Linked DNA regions of Homo sapiens: region 1 is linked to region 2. Evidence: read pairs that join two places in POLR2A ChIA-PET (ENCODE). Cell type or tissue: B cell. All regions are shown on one strand. Each heading gives the region's core, and the rest is flanking DNA. Links, peaks and the distances in the headings are about the cores only.

Region 1 (8,920 bases), core at 3,306-7,305, 92 kb after region 2:
ACAGAGTGAGACTCTGTCTCAAAAAAATAAATAAAATTAGCCAGGTGTGGTGATATTCACCTGTAGCCCTCGCTACCCGGGAGGCTGAGGTGGGAGGATTGCTTGAGCCCAGGAGTTTGAGGCTGCAGTGAGCTATGGTCATGCCACTGCATTCCAGACTGGATGACTGAGCAAGAACCTTTCTCTAAAAACAAAACACAACATATTACATTACAAAAGGGATACTCTGTTCTTGTCCAAGAACACCCCCACAGTAAAGTGGGGAGAGAGGGAACAAAAAGAATAAGAAACAAAGATGGATCCTGTGAAAGTATTTGTCTAACTCCAGAAGCTAAGCGGGGGTAAACATGTTAAATCCCAATAGAAGAAATCTGGCCTAGGCTGTGCATGGTGGCTCATGCCTGTAATCCCAGCACTTTAGGAGGCCAAGGCGGCAGATCACTTGAGCTCAGGACTTCAACAACAGCCTGGGCAGCATGGTGAAACCTTGTATCTACAAAAAAAGCCCCAAAAAACAAAAATTACCCAGGCGTGGTGGCATGCGCCTGTAGTCCCAGCTACTTGGGAGGCTAAGGTGGGAGGATGGCTTGAGCCCAGAGGCAGAGGTTGCAGTGAGCCGATCTCAGCCACTGTCCTCTAGCCTGGATGACAGAGCCAGACCCTGTTAGAAAAAAAAAAATCTGGCCTAGATGAGTTTTACACTAAGATAAGTATGCTTCTGTATCCTCCATGTCAAGTAGATTAGTTATTAACAATATTACATGTGGTATTTTAGTATGAGAAACACAACAGTAAAATCCTATTAACAATGACTATATGAATGCATGTTTTTACCTTTTAGTCTATAACAGGTGTCCCATGCTAGGCTTTATGCACACTTCATAAACCTGCCTCTTTAATAAACACATGGGCAGCTTTTACCATCCTAGGAAGACACATATTAACAGCCAAGAGCTCTCTATAATTAGATGAGTGCAGTTAAGACCTGCCAAGCATACAATGGTGCACAGGAGCATTCACATCAACTCCTGGTATTTGTACAGATCCACTGACAGATAAGGTCATACTTCCTCATGAAAAGGAAAACAATCACTACAGTCAGCCTGTTGATCTGTTTCAGAGTAGAGAAAGTATGAAAGTGGGGGAGGGGTATCAGAATAACTAGAGCTTTCCTTCTTGGTTATAAATTTCAGTGATTTAACTGTTTCAACATGATCTTCTACTCTGAAAAGTACTCAACAGGTAACGATAACTTGGTTAAATGAAGCGAGGGCTTTGACTATTTCTCTAGCCATGTCTCTTACTCTGGAACACTCTGAATTTATCTATTTATAGGATCCTGCACTTTTATCTCACGCACTAACCACAGCTGCAGACACCGCACAAAGAAATGGAGGCCCTCTAAAGATAGGGCATGGTAAGGGCAAAGAAGGGTTGCAGAAGGAAATGACACTGAGCACAAGAAGGCACAGCAAAAGCTGCATGCCTCTCACCTGGAGCAACATCCTACTGTCTAAGTCTTAAGACAACAGGACAGCCCTACAGTCCATTTCAAAGCTACAGACCTCACATTTCATGCAAATTTCATCCAGCTGATAAAAATATTCTATGCAGTAGTGTACTTCATCTGAGTCTACTCCTTTTTGCCCTTCTTGCATTGCTATAAATGACTTATCTTAATAATCTTTTACTCAAAACAATTATTCAAAAATCTGAACATGTAATGAAATCTCAAATATACACAGAGATTAAAAACTGCTTTCTAATATCTACATTAGCCAGTATGTTTCTTTTAAGAAAAGGAGATGTTTTCTGAACTTTCTGGGTCTTCACCTGTAACAGTTTAATACTGTATTGCAATCATAATCCCGTCTTACCAAAAGTTTCCTTTGCTAATTCGAGGTCTGACTCTTCCTGTAATTTCTTTAGCCGCAGTTTATCTGCTAATTGTTCTTCTGGTGTTAGCACTTTAGGTTCTTCGGGTTCTTCTAACTAAAATGAGACAAAAGTTTTTAAAAAGCACAGGGATTATGATGCACTCAGTACCTTTCTGTATTGTACGAATTCTTAAATAAGCGTATATAATAACAAATAAAAGTGAACACTGGTAATTACTGTTTCAGGCATTCTTCTAAACACTTTAGTTTTTTTTTTTTTTTTTTTTTTTTTAGACAGAGCCTCACTCTGCCACCAAGGCTGGAGCACAGTGGCATGATCTTCGCTCATTGTAACCTCTGCCTCCTGGGTTCAAGTGATTCTCATACCTCAGCCTCCCGAGTAGCTGGGATTACAGGCGTGCACCACCACATCCAGCTAATTTTTGTAGTTTTAGCAGTGATGGGGTTTCACCATGTTGGCCAGGCCGGTCTTGAACTCCTGGCCTCAAGTGATCCGCCCATCTCAGCCTCCCAAAGTGTTGGGATTACAGGTGTGAGCCACTGCGCCCAGTCCACTTTAGGTATCCTTAACCCAATTTTAAAGATAAGCAATGGAGGCACAAAGAAACAACCTGCCCACAACTAAATAGAAGGTAACAGCTGGTAACGTGACAGATTTGTACCCAGGAAGACTGGGGTTACTTCTATAACCTTTTTTAAAAAAAGGAATTGAGACTGTGGACAAGGTAAAAATATTACTTTCATACACTGCTACTAAAACTATATTGGAAAACCCTTTCTAGGGCAACTTGGTAATATGGATCAAGTCTTAAATAATATTTTTACATGCTTTAATCAAGTATTCTACTTCCAGGTATTTACCTTAAGAAATAAGATGCACACAAATATGTAAGCCCAAGAATGTACATTAGAGTATTATTCATAATTTCAAATAAATTTACAGACAACCTAAATGTCCAACAGAATGGTTCAAAACATTTCCCCTTTTCATCATATTGTATAATTATAAAATTACCACTATAACAAATTTTAAAGATATAATAGTAGATGTCATTTGTTTCCCAAACCCACTTCTCTGACATGACAGTTGACAGCTTAGTGTATATCTATCTTCTCTTTATACTGGAATATAATTATTTTTTCTTTTTTTTTTTTGAGATGGAGTCTCGCTCTGTCGCCCGGGCTGGAGTGCAGTGGTGCGATCTCCGCTCACTGCAAGCTCCGCCTCCTGAGTTCACACCATTCTCCTGCCTCAGCCTCCCAGGTAGCTGGGACTACAGGCGCCCGCCACCACGCCCGTCTAATTTTTCTATTTTTTAGTAGAGACGGGGTTTCACCGTGTTAGCCAGGATGGTCTCGATCTCCTGACCTTGTGATCTGCCTGCCTCGGCCTCCCAAAGTGCCAGGATTACAGGCGTGAGCCACCACGCCTGGCCGTTTTCTTCTTTTTTTTTTTGTTTTGAGGCAGGATCTTGCTCTGTCACCTAGGCTGGAGTGTAGTGGCGCAGTCATGGCTCACTGCAGCCTCAACTTCCTGGGCTCAAGTGATTCTCCTACCTTAGCCTCCCAAGCAGCTGATACTACAGGCATGTACCACCACGCCCAGCTTATTTTTCTATTTTTTGTAGAGACGGGGTCTCCCTATGTTGTCCAGGCTGGTCTCAAATCCATGGACTCAAGCAATACTCCCACCTCAGCCTCCCAAAGCGTTGCAATTACAGGCATGAGCCACCACGCAGGCTGTTTTAATTTTTGAACCATGTAAATGTGTTCTGAAATAGAAAATAGGCCAGGCACAGTGGTTCACGCCTATAATCCTAGCACTCTGGGAGGCCAAGGCGGGTGGATCACCTGAGGTCAGGAGTTTGAGACCAACCTGGCCAACACGGTGAAATGCCATCTCTACTGATAATACAAAATTAGCTGGGCATGGTAGCACATGCCTGCAGTCCCAGCTACTCGAAGACTGAGGCAGGAGAATCACTTGAACCCGGGAGAAGGTTGCAGTGAGCCAAGATCACGCCATTGCACTCCCGCCTGGGCGACTAGAGTGAAACTCCATCTCTAAAAAAAAAAAAAGAAAAGAAAAGAAATAGAAAATAGGCTGGACGTGGTGGCTCATGCTTGTAATCCCAGCACTTTGGGAGGTCGAAGCAGGCAGATCACTTGAGGTCAGGAGTTTGAGACCAGCCCGGCCAACATGGCGAAACCCCATCTCTACTAAAAATACAAAGATTAGCCAGGCATGGTTGCGTGTGCCTGTAATTCCAACCTGGGATGCTGAGGCATGACAATTGCTTGAACCTGGGAAGTGGAGGCTGCAGTGAGCCAAAATCACACCACTGCACTCCAGCCTAGGTAACGGAGTGAGACTCTGTCTAAAAACAAAAACAAAAAAAAACAAGCATATATTTCTGATCCTGTGCCAAAAAATCAAAAACAAATACATTTATATAGCACATGGCACAGAAATGAACAATTTTTATATTATGTTCAATATATACACTGCAAATAAAAACTAATCCTGGCCAGACGCGGTGGCTCACACCTGTAATCCCAGGACTTTGGGAGGCCGAGGCGGGTGGATCACGAGGTCAGGAGATTGAGACCATCCTGGCCAACATGGTGAAACCCTATCTCTACTAAAATACAAAAAATTAGCTCGCCGTGGCTCCTGTAGTCCCAGCTACTCAGGAGGCTGAGGCAGGGGAATGGCTTGAATTCGGGAGGCAGAGGTTGCACTGAGCCGAGATTGTGCCACTGTACTCCAGCCTAGCGACAGAGCAAGACTCCGTCTCCAAAAAAAAAAAACAAAAAACAACAACAAAAACTAATACTGCTGACTAGAATGAACTACAGGCACTGGCAAAAATCACTGACTGTAGTCACTGCACTATCATGACTATTCCTGAATGTTTGTGAAAACTTAAAAGACACTCATATATAAAACTGGGTTCTGTTTTTGCAAAAACCACAAATCAATTTGTTTTGGATTTTACCTATCTTATGGTATCCATTTACAGTCTTCACAGAGCCCTTCAAATTCCTAGGTAATATTTGCAGCCTGTTAGAAACTATACCACTACCGATGTGAGAATTCTGTATTTTAGAAAACAGAATTTACCCTCTTTTTAATTTCTTCTTGCCTTTTCTTCTGTTGCCGTTCTTTCTCTTTTATCTTCTCTGCTATTTTTTTCTTTTCTGAAATTTTTACCTCTAAAAGTAAAAAAAAGTTTTATTCAGTTATACTGAGTATTTTCCAGTTTATGGATGAGACAGACATGATACTTGTATACTATTAAGAGACCAAACCTTTCCCAGCTTCAAACAGTGATTTTTCTCACAAATAATGGGAAACTTCTGGGACTCTTCCTTCTCCTCTCTAATGTGACCCCTAAGATCCAAATATCTCTTCATATTTCCCCACCGTCCTATAGGCAGGGCTTAGATCATTCAACTATAATTAATGCCAGAACCTCTACCCTTTCCTACTAACAAGCACTCATACAGAAATACAGCAAGTATCTAATCTGATTATATTTTGAGGCGATAGAGAAAAGTTGCAGGGAAAACAGAATAAAGTGGGAATGGAAGGACACTTGGTTTCTAAATACCAAAATGTTCCATTTTGTGAGCGTTCTGTCATTTGTCTTAATACAAGTCACAAATGCTCAGCAAGACATAAAAACAAAAATGGAGGCGCCCCAGTGGCTCACCTGGTTTTACTTCTGCTTCCTCTTTTTTTTCATCATCATCGTCATCCCAGTTATCCTAAAGAAAAGGACTTCCATTAATAATTCTTGCATGTTTGCTTTTCTATGTGAACTTTATTATCAACTTGACTAACTCCAGAGAAATGTTTGTTGGTATTTTTTTGTACTGCATTAAATTTATAAATTAATGTAGGGGGAATTGACATCTTATAATGCTGAGCTGCCCTAACCAAGAATAAGAACTGTCTTTCCATTTGATCAAGTACATTTTTGTACCTTTCAGAAGTGTTTTAAAGTGATTTCCCTATTAGAGGCTCTGCGCATTTCTCTTTAGATTTATTCCTAAGTATTTCATCTTGTATGTTGCTATTATAAATAGGGTGTTTTCCTATTATGTCCTCTAGGTGGCTATTATTTGTGTATAAAAACCTATCGGCAAGACCCAGTCTCTGCAAAAAAAAAAAAAATTAAAAAATTAACTGGGCAACGTGGCATGTGCCTGTAGTCTCAGCTACTTGAGAGGCTAAGGTGGGAAGATCACTTGAGCCCAGGAGGTTAAGGCTGCAGTGAGCTATGATAGTGCCACTGCACTCTATCCTAGGCAACTCACTATCATAAAAACCCTGTCTCAAAACAAATAAACAAAAATGACTATTGGCTTTTTTATATGTTAATATCCTGCTACCTTACTGAATTCATTTATCACTTAAGTTAGATTTATCGTTGCTTCTCTAGGGTTTTACAGGTATGCTACCTTATCTGCAAACAAAAGATAGCTTTACTTCTCTACCAATCCTTAGGCCCTCACAAGTGATTTACCTAATTGGGCCAGCTAAACCTCTAGTGCAATGTTGAACAGCAGCAGAAGTAATGGGCATCCTTGCTTTCTTGATGGAAATGCCTCTATTGTTTCCCCATGAATTGCTATGCATCCCAACAAATTTATGCAATAAAATTTACCAGACTTTTTTTTTTTTTTTGAGACGGAGTTTCTTGCCCAGGCTGGAGTGCAATGTCACGATCTCAGCTCACTGCAACCTCCACCTCCTAGGTTCAAGCGATTCTCCTGCCTCAGCCTCCCCAGTAACTAGGATTACAGGCATACACCACCATGCCTGGCTCATTTATTTTTAGTAGAAATGGTTTTTTTTTTTTTTTTTTTTTTTTTTGAGACGGAGTCTCGTTCTGTCGCCCAGGCTGGAATACAGGGACGATCTCAGCTCACTGCAACCTCTGCCTCCCAGGTTCAAGTGATTCTCCTGCCTCAGCCTCCCGAGTAGCTGGGATTACCAGCACATGCCACCATGCCTGGCTAATTTTGTATTTTTAGTATAGACAGGATTTCACCATGTTGGTCACACTGGTCTCGAACTCCTGATCTCATGATCCGCCCGCCTCGGCTTCCCGAAGTGCTGGAATTACAGGCGTGAGCCACCGTGCCTAGCCCCAGTCTTTTCTTTCATTGCCTCTGGATGGATTTCAAGTCAATTAGAAAGTCTTTTCTTGTTTTTTTGTTGTTTTGTTTTGTTTTGTTTTGTTTTTGAGTTGGAGTTTTGCTCTGGTTGCCCAAGCTGGAGTGCAATGGCATGATCTAGGCTCACTACAACCTCCACCTCCCGGGTTCAAGCAATTCTCCTGCCTCAGCCTCCCAAGCAGCTGGGATTAGACATGCACCACCATGCCTGGCTAACTTTGTATTTTTAGTAGAGATGGGGTTTGTCCATGTTGGTCAGGCTGATCTCGAACTCCCAACCTCAGGTGATCCGCCCACCTCAGCCTCCCGAAGTGCTGGGAGTACAGGCATGAGCCACTTCGCCCAGCCAGAAAGTCTTTTCTTACACCTAAGAATTCACCCACAATTTCTTCTAGAATGTATAGGGTTTCATTTTTTTTTTTATTTAGATCTCTGATTTGGAGTTTTTTTCTTGTGTTATGATATGCAACATGGATCTAATTTCATTTTTTTCCCAAATGGCTACCCAGTTGTCACAGCATCATTTATTAAAAACCCTTTAATAAATAATGGTTTTTTTCCCTGGGCTATGGTTTGAATGTGTCCTCCAAAGTTCATGTGATGAAATCTCCAATCCAACAGTGTTGAGAAGTAGGGTCTTTTAGAAATGATTAGAGGCAAAGCCCTCATGAATGAATTATTAATACCTTTATATTAGGAGTAGATATCTGATAAAAGGATGAGTTCTGACACCTCCTGCAATCCTTTGTGCTCTTTTGCCCTTCTGCCCCAGGATAATAGAGCAAGAAGGCCCTCGCCAGATGCCAGCACCTTGATACTGGACTTCTCAGCCTCCATAACCATAAGAAATAAATCTGTTGTTTATACAATACCCAGTCTATTGCATTCTATTGCAGCAAAAAACATTTTAAGATACCTTGTGACTTACCATATACTAAATTTTCATATGTACTTGGTCTATTTCTGGGCTTTTGATCCTATCCCACTAGTCTACTGTCTCTCCATATAACGGTACCATACTGGGTTTTTTTGGTCTTGTTTTTTGAGACGGAGTTTCACTCTTGTCGCCCAGGTTGGAGTGCAATGGCGCGATCTCAGCTTACTGCAACCTCTGCCTCCTGGGTTCAAGTGACTCTCCAGCCTCAGCCTCTGGAGTAGCTGGGATTACAGGTGTCCACCATCATGCCGGGCTAATTTTTGTATTTTTAGTAGAGACGGGGTTTCTCCATGTTGACCAGGCTGGTCTCGAACTCCTGACATCAGGTGATCCTCAGCCTCCCAAAGTGCTGGGATTGCAGGCGTGAGCCACCATGCCCAGCCGGTACTGTTTTAATTACAGAGGCTTTACTTTAATGTCAGCTAGAGCTAGTCCTTCCTTGTAGGTTTTCAGATTTTTTAGTGTTTTCTTGGCCTTTCTTGCATGTTTTGTTTTTCCATATGAACCCTCATATCAACTTATCTAACTTCATAAGAAAGCTTCTCCATTAGCAGTTAGGACAACCTAGCTGAAATCAATAGCCTCTCTGAAAGTGATTCAGTTATTAATAAATAAAAACTGAGAGAACTTTATAGTTCTTACTTCCCCCCAAATGTAAAAAGCATCCTATACTCTGGCCAATAGCTCATTTATTTCAAGTAGTATTCCATACAACATAAGCCTGGTTAATGAATTAAGTCTATATAATTCTAAAGCCCACTATTAAAAAGGAGTCAGGCCGGGTGCGTGGCTCATGCCTGTAATCCCAGCACTTTGGGAGGCTGAGGTGGGCGGATCACGAGGTCAGGAGTTTGAGACCAGCCTGGCCAACATAGTGAAACCCTGTCTCTACTAAAAA
Region 2 (4,000 bases), core at 1-4,000:
GAAAGGGGTTCAGTTTCAATCATCTGCATATGGCTAGCCTTTTATCCCAGCACATTAATTGAATAGGGAGTTCTTTGCCCATTGTTTGTTTTTGTCAACTTTGTGGAAAACCAGATGGCTGTAGGTGTGTGGCTTTATTTCTGGGCTCTCTGTTCTGTTCTATTGGTCTATGTGTCTGCTTTTGTACCAGTACTATGCTGTTTTGGTTATTGTAGCCTTGTAGTATAGTTTGAAGTCAGGTGATGTGAAGTCTGCAGCTACAATTGGTCTTAGACAAAAGGCCGAGAAGTGATGATGTCTCCAGCTTTGTTCTTTTTGCATAGGATCGCTTTGGCTATTCAGGATCTTTTTTGGATCCATATGAATTTTAAAATAGTTATTTCTAATTCTGTGAAGAATGTCATTGGTAGTTTGATAGGAATAGCATTGAATATGTAAATTGCTTTGGTCAGTATGACCATTTTAACAATATTGATTCTTCCTCCATGAGCATGGGATGTTTTTCCATTTGTTTGTGTCATCTCTGATTTCTTTCAGCATTGTTCTGTAATTCTCATTGCAGAGATCTTTCATCTCTCTAACTGTATTTCTAGGTATTTTATTCTTTCTGTGACTTTTGTGAATGGGATTGCATTCTTTATTAGGCTCCCAGCTTGAATGTTGTTGGTGTATAGAAATGCTGCTGACTTTTTTTTTACATTGATTTTGTATCCTGAAACTTTGCCAAAGTTGTTTATCAGATCCAGGAGCTTTTGAACAGAGACTATGGGGTGTTCTAGGTATAGAATCATGTCAGCTGCAAACAGAGATAGTTTTACTTCCTCTCTTCCTATTTGGATGCCTTTTATTTCTTTCTCTTGCCTGATTTTTCTGGTTAGGACATCCAGTACTATGTTGAATAGGAGTGGTGAGAGTAGACATTTTTGTCTTGTTATGGTTCTCACAGAGAGTGCTTCCAGCTTTTGCCCATTCAGTATGATGTTGGCTATGGGTTTTTCATAAATGGCTCTTGATATTTTGAGATATGTTTCTTCAATGCCTAGTTTGTTGAGGGTTTTTAACATGAAGGGATGTTGAAGGGAGTACTACTTGAGGAGCAAGCAATGGTTTTTGTTTTTACTTCTGTTTATATGATGAATCACATTTATTGATTGCATATGTTGAACCAGTCTTGCATGCCAGGGATAAAGCCTACTTGATTCTGTTGGATTCGCTTTTTGATGTATTGCTGGATTCAGTTCACTAGTACTTTGTGGAGAATTTTTTTTTTTTTTTTTGAGATGGAGTCTTGCTCTGTTGCCCAGGCTGGAGTGCAGTGGCGCGATCTCGGCTCACTGCAAGCTCCACCTCCTGGGTTCACGCCATTCTCCTGCCTCAGCCTCCTGAGTAGCTGGGACTACAGGTGCCCACCACCACACCCGGCTAATTTTTTTTTTGTATTTTTAGTAGAGACAGGGTTTCACCGTGTTAGCCAGGATGGTCTCAAACTCCTGACCTCTTGATCGGCCTGCCTCAGCCTCCCAAAGTGCTGGGATTACAGGCGTGAGCCACCACTCCCAGCCAGAGAATTTTTATATCTATATTCATTAAGGATATTGGCCTGGTTTTCTCTTTTCATTGCGTCTCTGCCAGGTTTTGGTATCAGAATGATGCTGGCCTCATAGAATGAGTTGGGGAGGAGTTCCTCCTCAGTTTTTTTGGCTTTTCACCTTCTCGATGGTGTCCTTTGAAACGCAAAAGTGTTTTAGTCTTATGAAGTCAATGTATCTTTTTTGGGGGGATGAGGGGGTCATTTTTGCTTTTGGTGTTGAATCTGAGAAAGCATTGCCTAATCTGAGATTGTGCAGATTTATTCTTACAAGACTTTTATAGTTTTAGCTCTTACAGTTAGGTTTATTATGCACGTTAAGTTCAATTTCTTATATGGCATGAAGGAGGAAGCCAACTTCATTCTTTTGCATTCTTTGTGGATCTTCAGTTGTCCTTGCACCATTTGTTGAAAAACTTATTTTTATATACTCTAAAATATCATTGTAAGAAAAATAATTAAGTCTTCTGTAAATCTACCATCCAGAAGTAATCATGTTTACTATTTGGGTGTTATTTCCTTATAGTTATTTTTTCTATGTTAATAATAGACAAGTGTTATCTCATTAATTTTCTTATTATTAATACTGTTAGCCCCATTTTATAGATCAGGAAGCTGAAGCACAAAGAGGTTAGGAAATCTAACTCAGCTATACATGGGCATAGGTGGTAGCACCAGGATTTTAATTCACACAGTGCCTCTCCCCTTAAACAGTGCACATGTCTCTGTGTGAATTTAATTAGTATTGCATTGTATATACAACATTGCTTTGGCCCTGGTCTCCTCCTACATAAAAATGAATGAGTAATATATATTTTAAGTGATAACAATAGTAAAACAAATATTCTTGTATCCACCATCAAGGCAAGAAATAGAATATCATGGATATCTTTGAATGTGTATGCCCTGCCCTGATCCTATTCCCTTACCTTGCCTGGCCTCAGAATTAACCACTCTTCTGAAATTTTATTTATTTATTTGTTAATGAGACAGGGTCTTGCTCTGTCACCCAGGTTGGAGTGCAGTAGTGTGATCATAGTTCACTGTAACCTTGAATTCCTGGGCTCAAGTGATCCTCCTGCCTCAGCCTCCCAAGTAGCTGGGACTATAGGTATATACAACTGCACCCAGATAATTTTTATTATTTTTTTTTTTTTTGTAGAGGTGGAATCTTGCTTTGTTTCCCAGGTGAGTGTCGAATTCTTGGCCTCAAACAATCTTCCTGCTTTGGTCTCTTAAAGCACTGGGATTACAGGCATAAGCCACCATGCCCAGCCATTCTGAAATTTTTAACCATTCTCATGATTTTCTTTATTTTTCTGCATATAAATGTATCCCCAAATAATGCTATTTAGTTGTAGCTAATGTTGAATTTTGCATAAAATGGAACCACTGTGTATGTGTGTGTGTGTATATATATAATTATATATTTTACATATTTTTTTTTCTTTTCTTTCCTTTCTTTCTTTTTTTTTTCTTTTTTTTTTTTTTGAGATGGAGTCTTACTCTGTCACCCAGGCTGGAGTGCAGTGGAGCTATCTCAGCTTACTGCAACCTCTGCCTTCTGGGTTCAAGTGATTCTCCTGCCTCAGCCTCCTGAGTAGCTGGGATTACAGACACGTGCCACCACACCTGGCAACTTTTTGTATTTTAGTAGAGATGGGGTTTCACGATATTTGCCAGACTGGTCTCGAACTCTGACCTCAGGTGATCCTCCTGCCTCAGCCTCCCAAAGTGCTGGGATTACAGGTGTGAGCCACCATGCCTGGCAGTGTATATATATTTTTTGAGACTCAACATGATTTTTTTGATTCATCCATGTTTAATGTATATAACTATAGTTCATTCAGTTTCACCTCTGTATCGTATCCCACTGTATAATATGTCTTTATCTAGCTTTAAGTTGTTTCCTTTTTTTTTTTTTTTTTTTTTTCTGTTAAGCAGTGTTGCTGTAAAGTTTCTCATGTATCTGCTGCAGCACATGGGCAAGAGCGTCTCTAGGGTGAAAGCAGAATTGCTTGATCATACGGCATGCACATGTTTAATTTTATTGATAATACTCTAGTTTTCCAAGATTGTTTTATCAGTTTATGCTCTCACCAGCAGTGTATGGTTTCTCATTGTTGCATGTTCTTGATGTTCTTGCCAGCACTTAATTTATAACGTTTTTTCCAGTATGATGGTATGATGGATTTTCATTTGCATTTCCCTGATTAAGGTTTTGTGTGTGTGTGTGTGTGTGTGTGTGTGTGTGTGTGTGTGTGTGTGTAAGATATTTGGATTTTTTTTCTTTCATAAGTAACCGTTCAAGTTTTTTGCCTATTTTTCTTTTCGGGTATTTTTCTTTTTCTTATTGGTTTATAGTGTTGGATATTCTCTAGATACCAATTCTTTGTTGTTTGTGTGGTGGAT

Evidence for each region. Peaks named below come from ENCODE experiments on the same cell type or tissue, not always from the same donor. Only the 100,000 strongest peaks of a DNase experiment are listed, where the experiment ranks them.
Region 1: POLR2A ChIA-PET joins it to region 2 with 6 read pairs; 7 of 35 experiments call an interaction of 5 or more read pairs at or near these places.

Annotation. Positions count from the first base shown.
Region 1 is chr15:44,547,625-44,556,544 of GRCh38, reverse strand. It overlaps EIF3J (eukaryotic translation initiation factor 3 subunit J), which reads right to left. Exons shown (of 8, transcript NM_003758.4): 3 at 5,615-5,669; 4 at 5,023-5,114; 5 at 1,878-1,992. Among named protein-coding and RNA genes, the nearest start is that of EIF3J, 15 kb to the right of the region's middle. In B cell, for the core only: a CTCF peak has its summit at 6,005; DNase peaks (open chromatin) are centred at 5,614 and 5,934; H3K27ac peaks cover 1,634 bases.
Region 2 is chr15:44,641,444-44,645,443 of GRCh38, reverse strand. All of the region lies in intron 7 of SPG11 (SPG11 vesicle trafficking associated, spatacsin), which reads left to right. Among named protein-coding and RNA genes, the nearest start is that of SPG11, 20 kb to the left of the region's middle. RefSeq lists a silencer at 862-966. In B cell, for the core only: no CTCF peak of the experiment used is centred there; no DNase peak of the experiment used is centred there; H3K27ac peaks cover 1,198 bases.